Linked DNA regions of Homo sapiens: region 1 is linked to region 2. Evidence: chromatin contacts called from ENCODE POLR2A ChIA-PET data. All regions are on one chromosome and are shown on one strand. The core of a region is the stretch at or near the end of the contact, and the rest is flanking DNA. Distances in the headings are between cores, read along the strand shown. Region 1 overlaps KIF1B (kinesin family member 1B). Region 2 overlaps UBE4B (ubiquitination factor E4B).

What was found. ChIA-PET counts read pairs that join two places held with the same protein, here RNA polymerase II (POLR2A).
Region 1: POLR2A ChIA-PET joins it to region 2 with 12 read pairs in BJ. The contact joins two enhancer-like sites. POLR2A ChIA-PET finds 5 or more read pairs at or near these places in 2 of 52 experiments (BJ and GM12878).

What each region holds. Positions count from the first base shown.
Region 1 is chr1:10,322,216-10,326,204 of GRCh38, reverse strand. It overlaps KIF1B (kinesin family member 1B), which reads right to left. Exons shown (of 49, transcript NM_001365951.3): 25 at 2,143-2,321; 26 at 1,310-1,447; 27 at 1-94. Among named protein-coding and RNA genes, the nearest start is that of PGD, 75 kb to the left of the region's middle. RefSeq lists an enhancer at 1-717. Within about 2 kb of position 1,389, at least 2 of the 41 ENCODE cell types and tissues checked have a DNase peak (open chromatin) inside an H3K27ac peak, as active enhancers do.
Region 2 is chr1:10,107,002-10,111,125 of GRCh38, reverse strand. All of the region lies in intron 7 of UBE4B (ubiquitination factor E4B), which reads right to left. Among named protein-coding and RNA genes, the nearest start is that of UBE4B, 76 kb to the right of the region's middle. RefSeq lists an enhancer at 1,902-2,402. Within about 2 kb of position 1,950, at least 17 of the 41 ENCODE cell types and tissues checked have a DNase peak (open chromatin) inside an H3K27ac peak, as active enhancers do.

The DNA of each region.
Region 1 (3,989 bases), core at 140-2,639, 220 kb before region 2:
CAGCTCAGTGATGTCGGAATCGGCCGTGGAAAAAGTGGGGGAGGGTGTGCGGTCGGCAAGGCGCTCGTTCACACAGCCGTGGAAAATGGGGGAGCTAGACACCAGGTAAGACGCCAATTAACACAGCCAGGGAGAGAGGAATAGTTGGTTAAACAGGAAGCAATAGGTGCTAACAGGACAGAATCCACTGGGGAATCAACACAATAAAAGCAAATGGAAAAGCAAAAGGATAAAATAAGCATAAATCATTTGGGTCAGGTGAAAGGGAACAAGGGCAAGTTGAAAAAGTTATGTAAGGACTAATCCTTAGAATAAGAAAAGCAAAGGAAACACGTGAGTAGACCATCCTAGGTAAATACTGTGCTATAACACGTTTACATTCTCCAGTTCACATAAAAGATCAGCATCCAGGCCTCAAAGGACCCACTCAACATCAAAGTGAAACAAGAAGGCTTTCAGTCTTTACTGAAATTCTCACGTCATTTTGGAGCAGAAACCAAAATGGATGAAATGGCATATGGCAAAGCAGCATGTGCTTTGCTAGGGTAAGATGTGTTTGGCCAATTCATCTCTTTGAAAAACTACTTTGCTATCAGAGCAGAGTGGAAAAGATTTACTTCATTTCCACAACATACTATGACTTCAGCAACTCCTTTTTACCCAGCCTCTTTAAAAAACATCACAGGGTTTTCTGCAATTGAAAAAGCAATTCAAATTCTGAAATCATAAGCTCAAAGTTAAATTTCCCTGCTTTGAAAATTTGAAAACCTCTAAGAACACTTGACTCAATATGGACTCATAGAGGCACTATGTGTTTTCATTAAGTGCTGGAAATAATGTATAAAAAAAAAATGAGGCTGAAGGGGACTACCAAGGTGCAATTAATTTACCCTTGCAATGACTAAAGTGGGATGAATTGCTTTTTAAAAAAAAGAAAAACAAATCAGATCACGAAGAGATTGTGTCTGATAAGCTGTACTATGAATTTAAACTGTGTAGGATACAGGCGTAAGTTTTCTTTTCCTTCTAAATTTATCTTAATCAATTACAGAACACTTTGTAAGTTTAAAGTCAGGGAAGATTTAAATACTTTGGCTGAAAGTTTGAGAGTCGAAACAAAAATGCCTGCTGAATATAACTGAAGGGAAATATACCAAATGACGCAGTGGTTGTGAGTGGATAAGATTATAGATAAGGCCTTTTTACACCTTTTTTTTTCCTCTTAACTTTTTATATTATCTGCTCAGGTTTTAAACACTTAAAACTAATCATTATTTTAAAAGAAGACATCAACAAAATCATCACATACCTCCCCACAAGTTTGAACCAGTGGAACCGATCATAGAAGGGATCGCTGCCAGTCACAGTGGTTTCGCTTTCGTCTTGGGCACTGGAGGCCATCTCCCCTGCCCTATCATACATCTCTCGCATCAAATCCAGCCTCTGCCTATTTAGTAAACACAAAGCACATTGGGTTAATATAATGAGATTGCATTAAACTTTCACTTTGGAAGCATCTTCCGTTCAAGATTTTCTTCAAAAAAAAAAAAAGGAGTTGCTCCCACTGTTTAATGTTACTAAAAAGAATGAAGCCCAAAAATACAGAAACCAACACTCAGTATCTAAAGTGTCTTGATTCTAGAGATAAGCCATCAAAAGTCAAGAATGGCCACCTATCCTCTACCGGGTGAAAAGTCATAAGGGGGAATATTGTAGGTCAACTGTATGTGACATCTCAAATACACTGAGACGGGGGAAATACCTCATTATACTACATGTAAAAGAAGCCAGATTATAACTTCCATGTTTATTATTGATTATCCTGAGGTCCAGGATAGAAAAAATAAATAAGTTCCAAATCTGTAACAGAAATATGATGAAACTGGAATATTTAAAATTTATAAGAGGGTCTATGGAGGGTAAACTTAAATATCTACAAATGTCAGAGTGTGTGAGGAGTGCATTTATTCACTTAAAAGAAAACAGATGGATGGTAATACCATTGGCCAACAACAGCATTTAGAAAGTACAGGGAAGTAAGCAACAGTGTCCTCAGAGAGAGGAGAGCTGGAGGGAGCTCACTTGAGCAGGTCATTGTTATTTCCTAAATAAAACAACCAGCCTTTATGAATGTTTTCATACTTGAGTTTCTCCAAAGACCAATAGTGTGTTGCTCCATTCTTCAAATCCTGGACTTCTACTGCTACCACTGTGCGAGGGAAAGGCCTGTCCTCATGAGTTTTTTCCATCTCAGTGGGAAGTAATTCAGGAGGCAAAGGGGAGTACAGTGTGTCAGTCAGCAGAACAAACTGAAACTGCACCTGAATAGAAAGAATAAACCATTGACAAATGGTTTTCAGCAAGCAAGCTTCAGAGATGAGACGATACAATCATACCCAATGGGAAAGAGGTCGAATGTGCTCAACAAATATCTTGTGACTAACTTTCTACTGAAAAATATGGCCACCTGTTAGCAGTCATAGGGAATAACCCTAACTTCAAATTAAGCTATTTAAGGACTTTGTTTTCCTAGCCTGGCAGTGTTTTTGCACATACGAAAATCTTCTTGAGGGGAGGCACGGTGGGGACAAGGTTACACTCTGTCACCCAGGCTGGGTGCAGTGATGCAATCACAGAGCACTGTAGCCTCCACCTCCTAGGCTCAGGTGATCCTACCATCTCAGCCTCCTGAGTACCTGGGACTACAGGCATGCATCACCAGCCTAGCTGATTTTTAAAAATTTTTTGTAGAGATGGGGTTTAACCACATTGCCCAGGCTGGTCTTGAACTCCTGAGCTCAAATGATCCACCCACCTCGGCGGCTCAGATCACAGGCACAACCCACCACACCCGGCATAAAATCTTTATAAATACATTTTGATTGAATGAATGAAGACTTTTATAGAATTTATACCAGAGAACAAAAGGTCGACCACAAAATGCATATCTAGTCCCTCACTAATGAGAGAGGATGAAAACACAGCAAGGTTTCCCATTTTAAATTCAGAGGATTGCAACTACTGCTCTTAAAAGCATTTATTTGGCTGGGCACGGAAGTTCACACCTGTAATCCCAGCACACTAGAAGGCCGAGGCGGAAGGATCACTTGAGCCCAGGAGTTTGAGACCAGCCTAGGCAACACAGTGAGACCCTGTCTCTACAAACTGAGCCCAGCCCAGAAGGTGGAGGCAGTAGTGAGCCATAATTGCGCCACTGTACTCCAGCCTGGGCGACAGAGCCAGATCCTATCTCATAAAAAAAAGTGTTTAATAAATATGGTTTTATAAAAGTGTTTAATAAATATGGTAAGTACTTCACGACATTGCATCATTTATTTCTCCCTACCACGTTATAGTTTCACCAACAATTATTAAACAATTATTTAATATTAATTAAATGCTATGCACAGTAGTAAGAAAAAAAGACAGTTACTGCCTTTATTTAGTCTACTTGAGGAGAGGAGTGGCTAATAAATAATTATAAAATGAGAAAGGCTGCCAAGATTATGAATGAAGAACATATCGTATTCCCTAAAACTAGAATTTAGTTCTAGGAGAAGATAATTAATTTCCCCAAAGTTAGGTGGTCCATGCTCTTACCTACTACACAATATGGTCTTCCACTGTAATCTTAGCAGTGAAGAAACTGATAAACACGGGGGCATACAGAAGACTGAATCTAAGGTTTGGTGTGAAGTTTTGGTAATACTTACAAAAATGAATAACATTTATTGCCTTTTACCATGCCAGACACTATAAGTGCTTTATGCATATGCCCATTTTCATTCCTCACAAAATCCCTTGGTGCCAGGTACTGCTGCCAACCCCATTATGTAGATGGGGGAATGGAGGCACAGGGCTAGGGGGATCAACACCACTCGTGGAGCTGGGACTGGAACCTGGACTGTCTGGGTCCAGGGTGCATGTGCTTGTCCACTACACAGCAGTGCCTCTCAGACCCTAGAGGAGAAGCAGATCAATGGCAAAGG
Region 2 (4,124 bases), core at 701-3,200:
GGGGATCTTAGGGATAGATATGGTGGAAAGACTGTGTGTGTGTGTGTGTGTGTGTGTGTGTGTGTGTGTGTGTGTGTGTGTCAGAGACAGAGAAAGACAGAGAGAGACAGAGAGAGACAGAGAGAAGAGAGGGACAGGGTTTCACTCTATCACCCAGGCTGGAGTGCAGTGGCATGATCACGACTCACTGCAGCCTCTAACTCGTGGGCTCAGACAAGCCTCCCACCTCGGCCTCCAAAGTGATAGGATTACCTGTGCTTGCCACTGTGCCCAGCCAGAATGATTTCTTTTCCACTGTTTCTATGTTTCAACCCCAAGCAGTGACAATCAGCAAAAACAGGAGAGTCAATGTCAACGTTTTTCACTATTCACTAATTTTCCCTTTCTCTACTCATATAAGGCTTGTGACATTCAAGATTTGACCTCCTTCACTGAAATATTTACAGTTAAAAAACAAACACAAAACCACCAAATTTCTTTCTAGTCATCAACTTCCTAGGAAACAATTAGAAACATTTTCCTCCGGATAACTTCTGCGGTACCTTTACCATGGGGTAATTTTTTTTTTCAGATCAACTTCCAGCTTTTATTTATTGATTTATTGATTTTTATTAACTTTTATTTTAGGTTTGGGGGTACATATGAAGGTCTGTTACAGGAGGTTTGCTGTACAGATTATTTCATCACCCATGCATTAAGCCCACCACCCAACAGTTATCTTTTCACACACGGTAATTCTCACTTCACTCATTTATGCCACTCGCGCAAAAAGCAGTTCTTTATATCTCAAACAGTTCTTTTCTCAGAAGTCTGCAAAACATTACAGAAGGAATGTTTTACCTTTTTAAAATTAATCCTTATCATCACCCCTATAAATACTTAACATATAAATGTATGTCCCAACTACTTCCAAAAAGATTTATAAGACATCGAATCCACTGGGCCAGCAGATGGAGAGAGCGATCCAACCCCTGATGATTCTTTCTTCTATGACATTAGTCTTACCAGGCAAGAAGTGAGTGTTAAAATTGCTTACTTCAGAGTAAAAAAATTCTGGGAAGATCAATGAGAAAGGGGGAAGGATAAAGTACTATTTCTTTGCTGACTGCTCAAAGTAACAAGGTTTTGGCTGGACGCAGTGGCTCACGCCTGTAATCCCAGCAATTTGGGAGGCCGAGGTGGGCGGACCACCTGAGGTCAGAAGTTTGAGACTCTGGGAGGCCGAGGTGGGCAGATCACCTGAGGTGTGGAGTTTGAGACCACTCTGGCCAACATGGTGAAATCCTGTCTCTGCTAAAAATACAAAAATTAGCCAGGTGTGGTGGCATGCACCTGTAATCCCAGCTACTTGGGAGGCTGAGGCACGAGAATTGCTTAAACCCAGGAGGTGGAGGTTGCAGTGAGCCGAGATCGCTCCACTGCACTCCAGCTTGGGTGACAAAGCAAGACTCCGTCTCAAAAAAAAAAAAGTAACAAGGTTTTTTGCTAGCTCATCTTGGCTCTGACCCTACTTAGAAGAACCCTAAGTTCTTCTACTTGTTTACATAGTTATGTCATGTATTTTTACCCATGCTTTGGCATTCTTTTTTATATCAACTAAGAACCTATAAGCTGCCAAAATCTGGATGATCACAGTTCACTGTAACGGCCAACAAGGGACATATCAACTGACTGGGATGGCATTTTGTAATTAAGGAGTGAAATGCTGGCACTTCCCTGCCAAAGGAACCGAGTAGATGCACAGACTCTCGGCAGCAAAAACAGTAGTAAGGAACAAGAACAAACAAGACCTATTTGGGCAGAAATGGAAAAGTGGGTGGCAGCACGGTGCGGTGGTGAACATGAGTCTGGATTCAGGATGCTCAAGTCTGAATGCATTTCTATGATTTTGACCCTCTTGTCTGTCCCCCCGGCCCCCCCGTTCCCCCTGCCACTTCCTCACAGCAGGCTACAGCGAGGAGTAAAGGGGCTGATACATGGACAGAGCTGACACCACATCTGGCGCACAATGCTCCATGAGTATTTGCAGCTATTTTTATACACTTGGTACATTTTATTCCTCCTAGTAGGGAGAGAATTTAGATCTGAGGCAAGGCTGGGGTGTTAGAAGTCCAGAAAGAGAGGTATTAGTAAAAGCAGCACACAATCTGATACGGTTGTTAGAGAAAGTCACAACTAAATAGGCCAGGGAGAGAGAATTTCTCCCACAGAAAATTTACAGTAAAACAGGTAACACAGCACTTTTACCATGTGGAAACTGGTTCCTAGGAAGGATGCCTGCTTTATTACTATAATCATGCAATAGGATTTTATCTACGTGAAAAAGACACTTTCACCTTTGGGAAATTTACTTGAGAAATGGTGATAAAATGTTCAGCGTAATACAAATATCAACCTTCCTGAATCAATATTCAACCTTGCATCAACATTCCTCTGTCTCTTTACGTATTCTCTAATGATTCTTCTGAACACCATCGAATTGAATGAAGTGTACCTAACTCCTACTGCAGTCTCTATTTATAGCCTGGAGTTATTTTTGAACAGTGCTGGGCACAAACACCAACTCAGTCCACAGGAAACTTCAATTTAAGAGCAAAATTGTAAGACAATGAGTCAGAGGATTAGAAAGAAGGTGCTATTATATTCTCTTGCTCAAAGTCACCTACACAACCCAAGTAGTGCTTTTCACTCGGTTTCCAGGGGTAAACATTCAGCAACATCCGGAACTATGTTTCAGCCTCTGCGGTCATTTCAAAGGCTCTTTAAACAAATGGGGTCTGGCTTCACTGAGGTCCAGGAGGTGCTAAGAGAAATTTAAGGCTAGACATGAAAGCAAAGTCACAGTTATGCAGATGGTATGACCTCATATGTTCTTCGATGGATTGCCCAGACTGAGCTCAATGGGGGTGAACAGGGGGGCGGTGGAGGCTGGGAGGGGGTGGGAAGGGAGCACGCACGCACACACACACACACACACACCTCCCCCAAATCCCAGCCCCTCTCCCGTTACTAAATAGCAGCAATTCATGCAACTGTACTTAAGAAAACATGCCTCAGAGAGTACAAGTTGTCACATCTGGTAGTTCACAATAACATTCTCGCAATAGATAAATGAAGGGTCCCTCATTTTAGATCTAAAGGTGGATAAACTTGATGACTGATCTTTAATCTGTTTTCATGCTTTTGAAAAATGATTATACATAAAGTTTTCCTCCAAACTTGCCAGGCGACAACTCTGAAAATTCTGGGGCCAGACACAGTGACTCACTCCTGTAATCCCAACATTTTGGGAGGCCAAGACGGGCAGATCACTTGAGGTCAGGAGTTCGAGACCAGCCTGGCCAACCTGGCAAAACCCTGTCTCTACTAAAAATACAAAAATTAGCCGGGCATGGTGGCGGGTGCCTGTAATCCCAGCTACTTGGGAGTCTGAGGCAGGAGAATCACTTGAACCCAGGAGGAGGAAGTTGCCGTGAGCCGAGATTGCGCCATTGCACTCCGGCCTGGGCAACAAGAGCAGAACTCTGCCTCAAAAAAAAAAAAAAAAAAGAAAGAAAGAAAGAAAAAAAGAAAATTCTCCTATGTGCTACTTTATCCCATGAGAAGGTCTGAACACATCAATATACTCTGGAGCCCACCTCATTTGACCCTATCCTGCCTGGATTCAAAGCACGCCCCTTGTTAGAGCTTATAGAAGTTAGTTCCTAAGCATCTACGCACATGCAGGGGTAAGACTCCATTCCTCTGATACCTGGACCCAAACTGGACACAAGAAAAATCATCACCACCACCACCACCTTCATCATCACCATCACCATCATCATCATCTTCTTCTTCATCTTCTTCATCACTACTGTCCCCAGAAAGTGCGAGGAAGAGGAAGGAGAAAGGATTGTCGTACATACTACCACAACAAAAGCAAAAAAGGCCATCAGAGAACAAAGAAAAAACAAGACGGGGAGAAGCTTTTGCAACTGCTGTCCTTTTAAATAAACCATACACTAAAACTTTTGGCCACTGACATGCAGAAACATAATTCACCTAAATTATAGAAACACATACAGGTACATTTGAGAGAAGGGGCCACTGGATTAGTGGAATTCTGATACTGCTTCCTTCTAAGA